2 separate regions of the Homo sapiens genome follow, and region 2 is linked to region 1. Evidence: chromatin loops called from intact Hi-C (ENCODE). Cell type or tissue: PC-3. All regions are shown on one strand. Links, peaks and the distances in the headings refer to the core of each region. The heading gives the core; the rest is flanking DNA. Region 1 overlaps ATP11B (ATPase phospholipid transporting 11B (putative)). Region 2 overlaps DCUN1D1 (defective in cullin neddylation 1 domain containing 1).

Region 1 (8,465 bases), core at 406-8,405:
AAGAGTACCATAAACACACTCCTACTGAGCACATTTTAGAAAGATTATGAAACAAAATTTTTTGTTCATTAGATGAAGTCTCTTCAAAGGTGCTTTCTCTTCCTTTGTGAGTGAAAAAGCCCTTACCCCAAAGCCACAAAGTGAAATCTACCACCAAAGAGTGCTAATAAATAGCAGACTTCCTGCTTCAGTTGGTAAAACCAGCTGCTGATTTATTAGGTATCTAGAGCGGCAGGTTCATCCTGTTCCAGATAGGATACTCATCTGCAGCAAAGGCTACTTAGAGAGATTTCACACCTGCTGATGTGGGTTGGACTACATCTTCCTATAACTCGTTCCAGCATTCTTCCAACAGATGCACACGCTGCTTCTCCTTCCGGGAAACAGCACATGGAGTCCAAGCACTTGATACCTGCATTTGTTTCAGTAAGCTGCGGGAGGTGAAGCAGAAAACATCAGTTGTTTAAAGATATGGACTTCTGAAAAGCATTAGAACATTACAACAAGCACTTTCAAATCAAAGGTAACATATATAAACCTACATGTTTTTCTATAATATGGGAAACATATGAAAGGCTTTAATTTACTAGAGTATAACCATCCAAAATTATTTTAAAGCCTTGTATCCTAAATTAGAGGTCTAGTAAAATAATTATATAAATTAAGAAGCTGGATATTATGTAAATCTACTTTTAATGTTTCATTTTAATCATTTATTATGGTCAAAATGATTTCCATCAACCACTCAGGAATGTAATGAATTCCAATTCTGCATGGAGTTTTTCTTTAGGTGAAATGCTCCTGCAATTTCAATTAAAAATGTCTAGCCTGCAATTTCAATGAACAATGTCCAACAATTGAGATAAGTGGAGTATGAATTATCTTTAAGACTGGGAAATAACAATCAGGCAGGACCTCACCCCAATGTTCAGTAACAACAACAATGGCAGCAAACACTTTACGTATGCTTTACTATGTGCCAGGTTCTAAGCACTCTACATAGATCCACTCCATACTTATCTTTGAAAAAAGCATCATTTATCATAAATTGCTAAAAACTTTTAAGTGGCAATCATCCCATCATCAGCTCATCCTGCTTTGTAACAGTTAGCTGACAGTTTAATAAATTAAAATTTATTAAACAAGTGAATAAGTAGTACTATCAAGATTTGAAACTGAATTACTTTCTGAAAGTATGCAAGATTTATGTTGATTCAGGCATAAATAGCCCAGCAAGATAATTTTATTCCACACGACTAACAATTTTAACTGAGTAAAAATGAGGGGGAAAGATGGTATGACCACGTAGCTCGATGAATCCCAACCCTGGTTTTGTTTGTCAAAGATGCTCCGAAATTTTTCAAGGGCTGTTGTTTTAAAAAAAAAACACCTTATTTCAATTCACCTTCTTTTACATATATAACATCCTACGTAACACATCTTTTGAGGATAGAGAAGGAGAATAAATACAGGGCTGCACTTCCACGAAGGTTGGGAATCACCATGTGCTGGGTGCAGGCAACAGAGGATGTTTGTGGAGATGCTCACAATGAACAGAAGAGACGGACGTGATGGAACAGAAACCTGGCATTCTGAATGTAAACAACTGCTGATGTCCTGCAAGATCCATGCTCAGAAGATTCAACACCACACAGTGTGAAACAACATGGTTCTTATCTGGCAACTGCCTGATGACAGTGTCCTAGGATCAGCTAAGCACTGAGAAAGAGCCAAACTTGACTTGTTCTTTCGTTACAATACTCTTGGTTTAGAATTGTTTAGGGCACAGTTTCTTAAACTGTGTTTTGTAAGATATTTACAGACATTTCATGAAAAAAAAAAAGGGGGTCAGTGTTCAATTAAATTTGGGAAACACTAATTTAACAAAGTTCTAAACAGACTTTTAAAGTAGAGGACTGTGAAGTCAGGATACATGGTCATCTCCATGGGGGAAGCCTGAGATATCATAATTCTCCACTCATTTTCTTAGTGGGAGAAACCATACACCCCCACCCACCAACCAGCAAATATTAAGCAACACCAGGAGGATCATTCATATTCAGAGGAACAGTTTAGGAAATGCTGGTTTAGGTAACAGGATTTCATCAGTTTTCCAGTATTCTCTTTGGGTCCCTGGACTCCAGTTTTCCCAATCTCAAATTTACCCCTTGTAGCAACCCAGACTCCAGGGCTCCTACATGCTCAAAGGATAAAGCCCCACACCGCATGAAGCCTTGAAGGCCCTTTACAGCCTGACCCCAGGCTGCCTTTCCTGCTCTGCTTCCCAATGCTCTGGTGCAGTCTCCACTCCAGCCAACCAATGTTCCCTGCCTGTGGGCAACGTGTCGGGGCCTGCCATCAATCAGGGTCAGAATGCTGACCCCTACATCAGCGTTCAGCTTAAATCCTACCGTCTCCATTAACTTCCCTCACCTCTCCAACTATGAGTCATCTCTTTCTCTGATTCTATTTCACTGCTTATTTGTATCACTTAATTGGCACAAGCACTTAAACTTCTATTTATTGAGCAAGGTACTGTGCCACTTTCCACAGGGGATAGTAACCCTGTGCTCAATCCGGTGAGCTAAAGGTAAGGAAGAAGGTGGGAGAGAGGACAAGTCAGGAAGACATACCAACAGCAGTTACATTAGTGGAGTGCTCACCACGTATGCCCCAGTGACTATGTAAGATGCTTCTCATGGATTGTCTCACTGAAAACTTAAACAGCCCTTAGGAATAGGCATCATGATCATCCCCAGTTTACAGATGAGGAAACCGTTAAGAATTTGTTCAAGGTCACCCACTTAATCTGGGGCTTGAATCTTGGTTTCTTTGCTTGCAGAGCCCAAACCCCTTTACCATAGCACTTCCTGCCTTATGATTATAAGAGGCAGACTACTCAGAAAACAGGAGGGAAAGCTCAAACCCAGCTGCTGTTAGTGGTACTGGTGGGAGGGCATGAAGATTTGATGAAAAAGGTGGCATTTAAAATACATCTTAAAGGACTTAGCGGGGGGGGGCATTTCAATAGCAGGAGATGGGGGGGAAAAGATATTCCAGGCTGAAGGAGGAGAAAGAGTGGCTATGTGTGGGCAGCAGTGTGGTGTGTATTCCGCAGAAGCTTAGCCTAAGTGTAAGGGAGTGGTACTGTCCCCTTGCAAAAAGACCAGTTGTGACTCACAGTGTGGTCCATAGATCAATGCTGATCCATAAACACTATTACTGGCCCATGAAGAAATAAGCATTTCTAATCTGTGAGAATAAGAGCTTAGAAATTTTTACAGCAGTTGGACAAAGTATGTTTATAACTGTTAAATTCAATAATTTAAAAATTGGGGCTTATTTTATATATCTTTTAGATTTAATTTTCCTATAATTCATTTTTATTGTATTTGTAAAAGCACTGGCTCAAGATAAACTGGAAATTAAAACAAAACAAGAAAATAACAAACTGGTCCTTCACCACATTTACTTGGAGAGAACTAAACCAGAAACTCAAAAGAGCAAGGATCTTGTCTGACACTTTAGTTTAACAACATGTGCTTTGCTCAAAGCTGGTGCTCAATCAACTGGGAGAAATTCATCGAGATGACACCCAGAAGGTAGCCAGCGCTTGAGTATCCATATATGTGCAAGACACTGCCTTGGTCTGGATCTGACCCTGGTAATCATCTTGCTTTGCATTCATCACCTTTCACCTTATTTTTATTATTTTTAGAGACAGGGTCTTGCTCTGTCATCCAGGCTGGAGTGCAGTGGCACAATCGATCCTAGCTCACTGCAGTCTCAACCTCCTGGGCTCAAGCAATCCTTCCACCTCAGCCTCCTGGGTAGCTACTACAGGTGTGCGTCATCATGTCAGGCTAATTTTTAATTTTAGTAGAGACAGGGTCTTACTATACGGCCCAGGCTGGTCTCAAACTCCTGGCCTCCAGTGGTCCTCCCACCTCAGCCTCTCAAAGTGCCGGGATTACAGGTGTGAGCTACTGAGCCTGGCCATCCTTTGCTTTAAAACTGAAGGACAGTTATTAAAATATGGACATCCCAACAGAGAAGGTAAACATCTTGAAATGTCAAAAATTTTAAGAAATGACTTCTTCAGATCACTTTTTGAACTAAGTGTATATATATGTGAATATATAGTTTGTATGTATATGTTTCCTTTTTTCTCTAAAGAAAAAAAAGAACTCAGCTGCTTTTTTTTTTTTTTTTTTTTTTCTGGAGGCCGAGTCTCACTCTGTTGCCCAGGCTGGAGGCTGGAGTGCAGTGGTGTGATCTTGGTTCACTGCAACCTCCGCCTCCTGGGTTCAAGCAATTCTCATGACTCAGCCTCCTGAGTAGCTGGGACTACAGGCACACACCACCACGCCCAGCTAATTTTTTGCATTTTAGTAGAGATGAAGTTTCACCATGTTGCCCAGGCTGGTCTCAATCTTCTGAGCTCAGACAATCCGCCCACCTCAGCCTCCCAAAGTGCTAGGATTATAAGCATGAGCCACCGTGGCCAGCCTCAGCTGCTTTTAAAATGCTGAATGTTGGCTGTGTTTCTGTAAAGCTATCTATAGAAAATGCTATACTGTTCTCTAGCAAACCTCCAAGCTCTACTACTTTCCCATATATACATCTTTGATCTCAATATTCAGGAACTGGGAGCTCGGGCCAGAGTACCTGTATAGACATAGTTGCCAGTATAATTGGGTGAGGAGAATGGGAGTGGAGCATTTAGAGCCCATTTCATTCAAAGTAAGGAGAGGAAATCATTACATTTTTGGGGGAAATCATTACATGTTTTGGGAGACCACTTTTAAATAATAGAAAAGAAAAAAAAAGCATAGTAATGGGAGTGAGACCCCACCTAGTGGTACCAAGAGGTAACTTTTAATTTACTAGAAGTTGTGATTGGTAAGCCTCACTTTCCACCACACTTGCTCCCAGGAATGACCACATAATTTAGTGCTAGAAAGGCTGTCAAGCAAAACAACTATGTCTATTCAACATGACTATGCACAGATAATAAAAATGCTCATCTTCACAGAAATTGCCTTTTGAAATAAATTCTGGCTCACTGCTTTTATTTCCATTATTTTCATGTCAATGACAATAAACACTAAGACATTTCTTATTGCTTATACAAAATATTTTCCTGAAACCTTACAACCTTCCTTAAATCTTATAAATTTTAGAAAAATGTCTCACATTTCTAACATTTTTTAGTCACACCTATGACATTCTATCAAATCAAATAAAGGTTTTTGTTTTTTAAAGTTTAGATAATAACTGTCAAACAATTAACCATGCTAGGTCTTTTGCCCTTAAAGGTGTTCTATATACTGGATAATCAAAGTGAGCACCTTGCATGGCCTTCAAGGAGTTATTTGGAAAGAAGGCTTAAACTCTAATTTTAAAAACAAAAATGAAAAAAGAAGAGGTTTGTGTTTAAGGAAATGTTTTTCTTTTTAATGTAAAATCAAGTCATCAAATGTTACTGATTTTCAAATCTGATTAAGAATCATAAAATCTCTAAAACAAGTAATGAGCTTCATCTCATAATTCAGAACTGCAATGGAGATAGCCAGGTAGTGATGAAATCTGGGTAACTGGTATATCTTACTCAAGGCCTGTTTCTCCAAAACATTCTTCAAGCTCATATTCACTCTTCTAAACTCCCTTTCCTCTCTCCTTCCCTCTAAGTAAAATAAACAACTTAGAAAGATTGTTATAAAATACTTCCATACTGTCTTTTAGGGATTTCTTAAGAGAAGGAGATTTCTGTATGTATTACATACCTAAGAATATGGGCCAGGTGCGGTGGCTTACTTCTGTAATCCCAGACCTTTGGGAGGCAAGGAAGGTGAATCACTTGAGGCCAGGAGTTTGAGAACAGCCTGGCCAACAACGCGAAACCCTGTCTCTACTGAATATACAAAAATTAGCTGCGTGTGTAGTCCCAGCCCGTCTGTAGGCTGAGGCAGGAGAACTGCTTGAACCCAGGAGGTGGAGGTCGCATTGAGCCAAGATGGTGCTTCTGCACTCCAGCCTGGGCAGCAGAGTGAGACCCTATGTCTAGCTCAAAAAAAAAAAAAAAAAAAAAAAAAGAAAATAATAATATGAGAATTATATTGATTCGGTAAATTTATTTTAATAATCTGGCTTATTCTTAGTTTGAAAGAGGACTAAGGGCCTTTTGTTTTAATGTATTCTACTGGTTACATAAATAACAACATATGACTAGGAATTTGTAATTTAGGTGAGGAAGAAATTAATACCTGTGAAAAATGATAAAATCCCCAAATTTAATGCAGACGGTAAATTAATGTCACAGGCTGTAAGAGAGAATTCACTTATCATTCCTTGGCAAAAGTCACCATAATAAGGCTCCTGTTATTTAATGGGAACATTCTAAGAACCCAATTCTCAGCTGTACTGTACATTTAATGGACATATTAAAGCAAAGCAGTACCAGATCCACATCATATGAAATATCCACTAGAACTTAAATGTGTGGGGACCTTTTATTACAGAGGACACAATTTTATAGTTTTAGTCAGGTCTTAGGAGATTATCTGCTTTGTAGACTATCCAAGGCATAACATAAATCCTAGGCAGCAGCAAGCTCTTCACATGAGCTTTCTTTGGCGCTCAATCAGAGCCTATTAAAAAAGCCTAAACATCTTTCTATAGCAAGGCACAATGCAACAGAAATATACTGTAAATATAATCATATGAAGCATACCAAAACACACAAAAATTCAGGATTCTTTTGAATATCTTTTCAACTGATGATATTTAATAACAGAGTTGATTAATTTTTCATTTAGGGTAATCCACTAATCTAATTTAAAACTGTATCTTATAGAATAGTCCAGATTCTTCAAATTATTCTACCTGTTCCAGGGTCTGATTTATAGTGTGGTTAAAAGATTTACAATTTTCAAGTGGCTTTGTTACAAAGTTTCATCACTGCTTCTCCCATATGAGACAACAGCACTTTCTTGACTAGTAATTACAATAAATAAAATAGCAATTAGTCCAAATAATACAATTATTAGTGGCAGGAAATTTTATCCTCCATCATTACTACCAATCCAAATATTCTGCATATCCCTATTAGGTCTCGAAATGGTTGTCAGGGTTATTCCTCGAGAGAAGAGAAAATCAAGCTCTCATCAATTCTTCTTTCTTTCTTTTTTTTTTTTTTTGAGACGGAGTCTCACTCTGTCGCTCAGGCTGGAGTGCAGTGGTGCCATCTCAGCTCAATGCAAGCTCCGCCTCCCAGGTTTATGCCATTCTCCTGCCTCAGCCTCCCGAGTAGCTGGGACTGCAGGCATCCGCCACCACACCTAGTTAATTTTTGCTTTTGTATTTTTAGTAGAGACGGGGTTTCACCGTGTCAGCCAGGATGGTCTCGGTCTCCTGACCTCATGATCCACCCGCCTCAGCCTCCCAAAGTGCTGGGATTACAGGCGTGAGCCACCATGCCCGGCCTTCTTCTTCTTCTTCTTTTTTTTTTTTTTAAAACAGATACAACTATGAAAATTTATGAGCCAGGTGTGGGGGTTCACGCCTATATCCCAGCACTTTGGGAGGCTGAGGCAGGTAGATCGCTTGAGCCCAGGAGTTTGAGACCAGTGTGTGCAACACGGCGAGACCCAGTCTCCACAAAAAATACAAAAAACTACCTGGGCATGGTGGGATGCACCTGTAGTTCCAGCTACTGGGGGAGAGGGGTCGAGGGTGGGAGGACCGCTTGAGCCCGGGAGGTCGAGGCTGCAGTGAGCCATGATCGTGCCACTGCACTCTAGCCTGGGAGATGGAATGAGGCCCTGTCTCAAAGAAAAAATTTATGAAAAGAATGGAAAGTTTGTTGAATAGCAGCAGTCAGCAGAAAATTTCTCAGTACTAAGTCTAAGCACCCTACTCTTTGATCATTCAACTTAAGAGGTGACTTAGATAAGTAATTCAGTATCCAACTATATTAAGATGGGTAAATGATACACAACTACAACTTCAAGGGGGAAAATGATTTCAGAGATAACAGAAATAGCATGACATTTTCAAAAGGAGAAGTAAAAAGGAGTATTTTCTTGAATGTAAGACAATAGGTTGTGAGAATATCTTCACAGCTTAGAATGTGAGGTGAAGTCTGATTTATCTTTGGAACTCTAAAGAGAGATTGACAAAATTTTCAGGGATGGACATATGAAAAATGTAAAGACCACAAAAAAGGAAAACAACGAAACTAAAACAACATATGAGGAACAGTGAAGGAATTAGTAAAGAAATGGAAATGTCAGGTCAGGTGTCCCATGACATGCCCCCCAAGCATGAGAACTTAGCGGATGAGTGCCCGGGAAGGTCCAGCGCAGTACTACCTAGTGCACGCAACAACTGTCCTGCTGGCTGCAAGCCTCAGCTAGCAGGTGCCTACTGTCCTCCCCTCTGTGCTGGCTTTCAGCAAATTCATA
Region 2 (8,465 bases), core at 55-8,054, 60 kb before region 1:
ATGACTAATCCAGGTATTTTAAGATGGTTATTTTTTATTTATCATAATCAGAAATTAGCAAAAATAACTTTTGTTTTTTGTTTTTTTGAGACAGGGTCTCACTCTGTGTTGCGCAGGCTGGAGTGCAGTGGTGCAATCTCGGCTCACTGCAACCTCTGCCTCCTGGATTCAAACGATTCTCCTGCCTCAGCCTCCTGAGTAGCTGGGATTACAGACATGTGCCACCATGCCCGGCTAATTTTTGTATTTTTAGTAGAGACAGGGTTTCAGCATGTTGGCCAGGCTGGTCTCGAACTCCTGACCTCAAGTGATCCGCCCCTCTCAGCCTCCCAAAGGAGTGCACCTCCTAAAAGGCCGGGCGCGGCTGGCCTTTTGACTTGTAATTTTGACTAGTAATTCTGAGGGGTGGAGAGAAAATCTTTTAAATTTTCATTAGTTGCCTACTTTTTAAAAACCTGTTAAGAAAAGTATACAAAAGTCTACAAAATCTATTTGAATCTTACAGATATACTTCTGAATTTTTTTTTTTTTTTGAGCCGGAGTTTCGCACTTGTCACCCAGGCTGGAGTGCAATGGCACAATTTCAGCTCACTGCAGCCTCTGTCTCCGGGGTTCAGGTGATTCTCCTGCCTCAGCCTCCTGAGTAGCTGGGGTTACAGGCGCACGCCACCATGCCCAGCTAATTTTTGTATTTTTAGTAGAGACGGGGTTTCACCATGTTGGCCAGGGTGGTCTCAATCTCTTGACCTCATGATCCGCCCGCCTTGGCCTCCCAAAGTGCTGGGATTATAGGCGTGAGCCACTGCGCCCGGCCACTTCTGAATTTTTGAAAGGTAGATTGCCATAATGTATCATTGTGCACAATAATTACGTAGTATGTATATCATTCCTACTGGACTTAGTAGTACAGTAATACCCTCTTGTCTGTGATTTCACTTTGCTCGATTTCAGTTACCCGCAATCAACTGGTGATCTGAAAATATTAATGAAAAGTTCCAGAAATAAACAGTTCATAAGTTTTAAATTGTGCGTTGTTCTGAGTTAGCATGATGAAATCTCACTGTTGCAGCCGTTGGTCATCCCTTTGTCCATCTTATTCATGCTGTATTCACTGCCCACTGTTAGTCACTTAGTAGCTCTCTTAGTTATCAGGTCAAAAAAACATAGTGTATATGTGTATATATAGGGTTCTATACTATCTGTGTTTTCAGGCATCCACTGAAGTCTTGGAACGTTCCTCCCTCCCCCATGTGGATAAGAGGGGACTAAAGTAATACAGAGCCCCCCCCTTTTTTTTTGAGACGGAGTTTCGCTCTTCTTGCCCAGATTGGAGCGCAATGGTGTGATCTCCGCTCACCACAACCTCCGCCTCCCGGGTTCAAGCAATTTTCCTGCCTCAGCCTCCTGAGTAGCTGGGATTACAGGCATGTGCCACCATGCCCGGCTAATTTTGTATTCTTAGTCGAGATGGGGTTTCTCCATGTTGATCAGGCTGGTCTCGGACTCCCAACCTCAGGTGATCCGCCCCCCTCTTGGCCTCCCAGAGTGCTGGGATTACAGGTGTGAGCCACTGCGCCCAGCCTCTTTTTTTTGTTGTTGTTAAGACTGGGTGTTGCACTGTTGTTTAGGCTGGAGTTAGTGATGTGATCATGGCTCATTGCAGCCTCAACTTTCTGGACTCAAGTGACCCTCCTGCCTCAGTCTCCTAAGTAGCTGGAACTACAGCTGTGCGCCACCAGATCTTGCTGTGTTGCCCAGGCTCGTCTTGAACTCTGGGCTCAAGCAGTCCTCCTCCCTCGACCTCCCAAAGTGCTGGGATTACAGGCGTGAGCTGCCTTGCTCAGCCTCAGCACCTCTTAAAAAGGAGTTAATTTCAAGAGTTATTCAAAGTGCAGGAAATTTAAGAATGAATGAATAATCGTTATCCATAAGCAATTATTTTAAACTTCAAATTATAAGAGTACTATGAGGGTTTTGTTCGTTTTGCTTAGTATTTGAAATTGTACATATTTCCATATATTTTCTGGCCATAACCTGTACAAGTATTTGTATTTTCTCTGAGTTTCAAGCCTTCTCTTTGGAAAAGGGAACCCTGACTTAGAGTGCCCTGTGATTTTTTTTTTCAACCTGTGTACATTTAAAACTATAGATTATAGCCATCTGTTTTTAAAATAGACTGACAGGACTATAAATACATTTTTCTTTCTGTTGTATTGCTTGTCTTAAAAATAACTTATACCCTTCCTTTTCTCCTTCTTACCCCCAACCAAAAAAAAAAAAAAAAAAAAAACCCTAAATAGAAGCTCCATCCCCAAATTATCTTTTTAGTTAGGTTGTGAGAGAATGCTTAATGGGGAATTTTTAGTTGGAATGCAAATCGTTCACATTTGACTACTTTTCCATTAAAATAGGTGAAGAAATATTGCTCACAGTTTTCCTCCCTTCAACAGTCAGTGGTTGCACTTTTGCCCTTTTTGTTTTTCTTTTCACTTGAAGACAGTATGTAGTAAATGGCGAGACTGCATGCCTTGAAACCAGGCACCAGGGTTTCATTCTGGCTCTGCTACTTTTTGAATAAGTAAATAAATGATGCTGAAAGTTTGGTTCCTCATTGGTAAAATGGAACCATCTTGCAGGATTAATAAGTACCTAGCACAGTGCCTGGCACACAGTAGAAGCTCAAATGTTAGTTGCTAGTTTTATTATAGCTGTTGTTTACCATTTAAATTTTTTTTTCTGGAGTTTTTTTTTTGTTTTTTTTTTTAAGATAGGGTCGCATGCCTTCTCTTGTCCAGGCTGGAGTGCAGTGGTGCCATCATAGCTCACTGCAGCCTCTATCTCCCGGGCTCAAGTGATCCTCCCACCGCAGCCTCCCAAGTAGCTAGGACTCCAGGAATGCACCACCATGCCCGGCTACTTTTTTGTTGTTGCTAATTTTAATACAGATGAGGTCTTCCTGTGCTGCCCAGGCTGGTCTTGAACTCCTGAGCTCAAGTGTTCCTCTTGCCTTGGCCTCCCAAAGTGCTGGGAGTACAAGCCATGAGCCCACCACACCTGTCCATCTTTCTTCCTCTGTGGACTTCTGTGGAGTCCTTACCATGTGCTAGTTACAGTTCTAAGAGTTTAACCTGAATTGATTCGTGTAACCTCAACACTCTGTTTACAGATGAAGAAATTGAAGCACAGAAAGATTAATTTTCCCAAAGTCATACAGCCATTAAGTGGCACCAGTAGAGTTAAAATCTTGACAGTCTGGTTTGAAAGTCTGCACTCTTCACTAGTGAATCATATTATATTGCCTCTGTACAGGTAGAAGGAAAGAGATAGAGCTACTCCTACCTAGATTCCTATTCTGACTTTCCTGGAGTAGAACTTTGTTTCTAGGTGAAAGTCTGCTCTGGGAGTTGTAGGTAGGCTCATTGGCTGAATTGATTTTTCCTGCACTTTTGACTTCGGACCTGTAGTCTATTGGAGGGCCTTTTGTGAGTGAGTGATTTTGGATATTGGTAACGTTTTGCTATGTCTGCTGAATACCGTGTATTATGTATGGAAAGTATGATCTTCTAAAGTTAAAACTAGCTCTTCTAAATTTCAGATGAAGTTAAACTGTCAATATGATAATTACATAACAACATACAGAGCTTTTAGTGAGAATTATAGGTGATCGTAAAAGTGTTTTGATTTTGAAAGCATTGACTTTTGTGAGCTAGATTCATCAAATCCTGAGATAACAAGAATTGAGTTAGAAAATTAATTCCTTTAAAAATATAAAGGCCTAAGTGTCTGTTTCTGAAGTTCAGGCTGAAATATAAACTTAAGGATGAGAAGGTGAAAATTCAAGATAATGGAAATAATAAAATGGATCTTATTTTTTTGCTGTTAAAAAATCACTTATTAAAATTACTTCTATTTTGCAATTGTTAGGACTTAGTTGACTAGAAAGTCATTTTCCATGTTTATTTTTCCTTGGGGAAATACTTTTAATGGGAAGGCTTTTTAAACTTTATTATTTTTTCTTCAGATAAACTATTATTTAAAATGTGATTCTTAAATTTCTTTTCTTTTCTTTTTTTTGGGGGGTTAAGATTTCGCTCTGTCACCCAGGCTGTAGTGCAGCGGCGCTATCATAGCTCACTGCAGCCTTGAACTCTTGGGCTCAAGTGATCCTCATCTTCCCACCTCAGCCTCCCATGTAGCTAGGACTATAGGTGTGCGCTACAACAACCAGCTAATTAAAAAAAATTTTTGTAGCGACAGTCTCATTGTGTTACCCAGGCCAGACTAGTCTTGAACTCCTGGCCTCAAATAGTCCCACTGCCTCCGCCTCCCAAAGTGCTGGATTACAGGCGTGAGTTACTGCACCTGGCTGATTCTCTTAATTCTTGAATTTCTTGAGTGAAAAAAATAATGCAAATATGCTAGATTTAAGAATAAAACAATATGTGTTGATAACTTGGCATGTTATATTTTGGAAAGATGAACAAATAAATTCATTTTACTGTTCAGATTATGACAGTATTTCTAATTTTGGTAATCTTTGATACCGTTGTAATTAGCTTTCTGTTACAAGAGATAGCATTTCTCCTCCCCCCTGCTTTTTTTGCTGGGGTTAAAAAGCAAAATATATTCTGTTTTATGCATTTTACAGCCTTACAACTATTGCATTTCTTTGAAAACTTGATAATACCTAGGTAGTTTTAACATTGGAATACTGAAGATTATATTGCCTGATCTTATTTAATTATTACTCTAGTTTATTCCCTTTAAATAAGTATTTAAATAAATGGCATATATTACATTTGAGTGCTGAATCATTGTAGCTGTCACATGGTTTTGCTCTTGGGAAGTTCCCCACTGGGTTTGTAGTAGAAACAGAGAAAAAATCCATCTGTTTTTTCTTCCACCTCAATTTTCTATCCACCCTCTCATCCCCTATAAAATCATTCTTCTCTGGTTAGTCACCTTTTTCTCTTCCTTGTGTTGATAAAAATTTAAATCTTTAGTGCCATACTGTCAAAATCAGAACACTGCCTGGTACACCTTTGTGGCTTAGGAAAAGGGGATGGGAGTGTTACAGCTCCCCTAAATTGGTCAGGTATACTCCAGCTTTATTCTAGGATAGCCTTTGAGACTACAGAATTGAATTCCCTTAGTAGGGAATCAAATGTTACAATGTATTCTAGGAACAGAGAGCTGACAGAGAAGTGGTAAGAGTGCATTGTAAGTGTAAGAAGTGGAGGGTACTTATCAGACTTTATAGGAATGGGATTGTCAATATCACTTGGCTTAGCTGGAGTCCGTACTGTCAGTTCTTGGCCTGGTAGAACTCAGTAGCCTTTATGGTGTTGGAAGTGGGTAGGTACACCCTGTTTCTTCAAATATGTTGATATTGCCCTATATAGTGGAAATTTATACCAAACCAGTTAAAATAGTTTACATTTGGCCTGGCGCGGTGGCTCATGCCTGTAATCCCAGAACTTTGGGAGGCTGAGGCGGTTGGATCACCTGAGGTCAGGAGTTCAAGACCAGCCTAGGCAACATGGCAAAACCCCATCTCTACTAAAAATACAAAAATCAGCTGGGCGCAGCAGTGCGTGCCTGTAATCCCAGCTACTCGGGAGGCTGAGGCAGGAGAATCGCTTGAGCCTGGGAGATGGAGGTTGCAGTGAGCTGAGATGGTGCCACTGCATTTCTGCCTGGCAACAGAGCGAGACTCCGTCTCAAAAAAAAAAAAAGTTTACATTTATATATATATATCATTTATTACATAAACATTTTTCAAATAAGATATGACATGGAATTAATTCATTTGTATAATTTTGTTTTTAGTTGGTGTGGGTAAGACAGTTTTTTATCTTTGTTTCCCTGGTCTTCTATTATCTTACTTTTTGATAGGAATAGTATAGTAGAATGAATAGTTCTTTTTGGCTTGTAGAAATGACTTAAGCTATGATTTTTCCTTCCTCCCTTCAACAAAGGTGATTGACCCTGCAGGGAACAGAGCACTGGATTTAAAACTATATGATAAAACCCCAGACAAATCTGATTGTTTTGCCACTTCCAACTTTTAGGAGGATGGGGGAAAAGTTATGCCAATATGTTATATCAGGTTTAATTAAAAAGTAATTTCCAGGCCAGGCACAGTGGCTCACTCCTGTAGTCCCAGCACTTTGGGAGGCTGAGGCAGGTAGATTGCTTGAGCCCGGGCGTTTGAGACCAGCCTGGGCAACATAGCGAGACCCTGTCTCTAAAAAAACAAAAAAACCTACGTAATTTCCAGGATATGGTCTGTGGTTGGTGTACTTGCAGGTTAATCTCCAACACTTCCTGCACCATTGTGCAGTGGTCACTGACAGTCACAGTGATCCTTTGGTACTTTACTTTGTTCCTCAGAGGAGGATTAAAACATGTTAGGGTACTCTGTCACTCAAGGGAGAAAGGTATACTGAGTTTTAAAATAAATTTCAGTAACAAAAGTTGGAATCAAAATGGTTTCCTTGTTAACTTTCATTTAAGCAAAATTAGGACAGTTCTCTTCCTTGGCATTTGATTTCATTGTGAGTTTGTTGTCATTGAACAGTAAATCTCAAGGAGGAGATAGTTTTCAAAAGGGAAGAATCCTAGACACTTGAGGGATGTGTTTTGCAATGGGATATGACTTATCTGATGTGCAGATGTTGTAGAGTTACTAGTGAAGTAGCAGAAGAGTAGTGAATTTATAGTTTCTTAATTTTAGTGGAGTACAGAGGTTGAGATTTTAATCTGTAATCCTAACAGTAACATATTTACAAAGAGAGGAGTGTGGCTGACATCAGATTCTAGAGCATAGATATTTTTCATATTGCAAGAAAAAGGGAAATAGGGCTAGTTTTCATATTTGATTTTGCATAGTCTTGTTTTTACTGTGATCGGTAGAAGTATGTTGTAAAATCTCAAAAGCTATGTAAATATGTACAGCAAGCAGTATGATTTATGGAAAGATTACTCAGATTCATGAGACCTCTTTGTTCTTGTCTCATTTCTACTAATAACAACCTGAGTGATTTTTTTGAACAAATGCCTTAACCTTCTGGTTAAGGTTCTCTGATCTGTCTAATCTGGAAGTTGATGTTTACGATCTGTCTGTTTGGGCCAGATGAGGGAATCTGGGGCTCTCAAATGTGTTGCTTAAACCACAGAAAATATATATATATATATATATATATATATATAGTTTTTTTGTTTGTTTGTTTGGAGGTGAAGCCTCGCTCTTGTCCCCCAGGCTGGAGTGTGATGATGTGATCTTGGCTCACTGCAACCTCTGCCTCCCGGGTTCAAGCAGTTCTTCTGCCTCAGCCTCCCGAGTAGCTGGGATTACAGGCACCTGCCACCATGCCTGGCTAATTTTTGTATTTTTAGTAGAGACGGGGTTTCACCATGTTGGGCAGGCTGGTCTTGAACTCCTGACTTCAGGTGATCCTCCCGCCTGGGCCTCCCAAGGTGCTGGGATTACAGGCGTGAGCCACTGTGCCCAGCCAACCACAGAATATTGTGTCTATTCATGAGTACCTCAAGTTTTCCCTCTTCATTTACAATAGTAGCTTAGGAAGAACCCAAGTATTTTGCTAGAAGATGGTATTGGAGCTTGGGAGGAGGAAGAGTAACAGTGGTGAGGCTGCAGTTGCTAGGAGGCCGGCTTGGGTGAGAGGGAAGGGAGAACATGGTCTTTGATACTGGGAGAGAGTATCCTGCCTTCTTTTCCTGTGGGTTTAGGTCAGATGAGAAATGAATCCTTGACAATGTGCAGCAAGTGAGAAGAGGTGATTATCTCTTCACCTCTTCCCCTCTCTGAGAAGAAGTAGAAGGGCTGTTTGGAGAGACCAAGGGTCTCTGCTAGGCTCTGGCTAAGGGAATGAAGTGATTCTTTCAGGGGAAAAAGAAAAAAAAATTATTTTGATAGGATATGAGGAAATTTTGTTGATAATTTTCTTGGTTCCTGGATACAACTAGGAGAAATGTCGAATACTCCTATTTTATTGCTTTCTCCTATTTGGTAAAAACAGCAAGAAAACAAGGTAGGTGGTGTTGGGGAGGGAGGATCCCCCCTCTTCCCACGCCATATCCTTTATAGTGGGTATTAGGACTGCAGTAAACACCTGTTAATCTCATGGTTCCCCAGGGGCATTTGCTGACTGGGCAGATCATGTCATCTTCTTCCCTGCGTCTGATCATGTCACCTTCTTCCCCGTGTCTGCTTGTGCATCCATCTCAGAGCACTGTGCTTGGTCGGGGTTTGGAGGGTAGCGCGGCTTCCCTTCTGCAGCCTTTCTGTATGCTCTCAGGACCCACTGTAGGAGAAACGCTGGGTGGTTGAGCTTCCTTCGCTTCTGTCCTATTTCTCTTCCAAAACTGTACCATATTTTCTGTTTCATATTTTTTAAAAGTTAGCCTTTCTGATGAATAATAGATCAAAAATAAATCTTAAG

The links. Peaks named below come from ENCODE experiments on the same cell type or tissue, not always from the same donor. Only the 100,000 strongest peaks of a DNase experiment are listed, where the experiment ranks them.
Region 2: it touches region 1 in a loop (2.1-fold over the local background); 11 of 110 quality-filtered maps call a loop at or near these places.

The regions. Positions count from the first base shown.
Region 1 is chr3:182,905,827-182,914,291 of GRCh38, reverse strand. It overlaps ATP11B (ATPase phospholipid transporting 11B (putative)), which reads right to left. Exons shown (of 30, transcript NM_014616.3): 29 at 298-431. Among named protein-coding and RNA genes, the nearest start is that of DCUN1D1, 70 kb to the left of the region's middle. RefSeq lists a silencer at 111-250. In PC-3, for the core only: a CTCF peak has its summit at 4,841; no DNase peak of the experiment used is centred there.
Region 2 is chr3:182,965,876-182,974,340 of GRCh38, reverse strand. All of the region lies in intron 1 of DCUN1D1 (defective in cullin neddylation 1 domain containing 1), which reads left to right. Among named protein-coding and RNA genes, the nearest start is that of DCUN1D1, 10 kb to the left of the region's middle. In PC-3, for the core only: no CTCF peak of the experiment used is centred there; a DNase peak (open chromatin) is centred at 4,880; H3K4me3 peaks cover 295 bases; H3K27ac peaks cover 1,684 bases.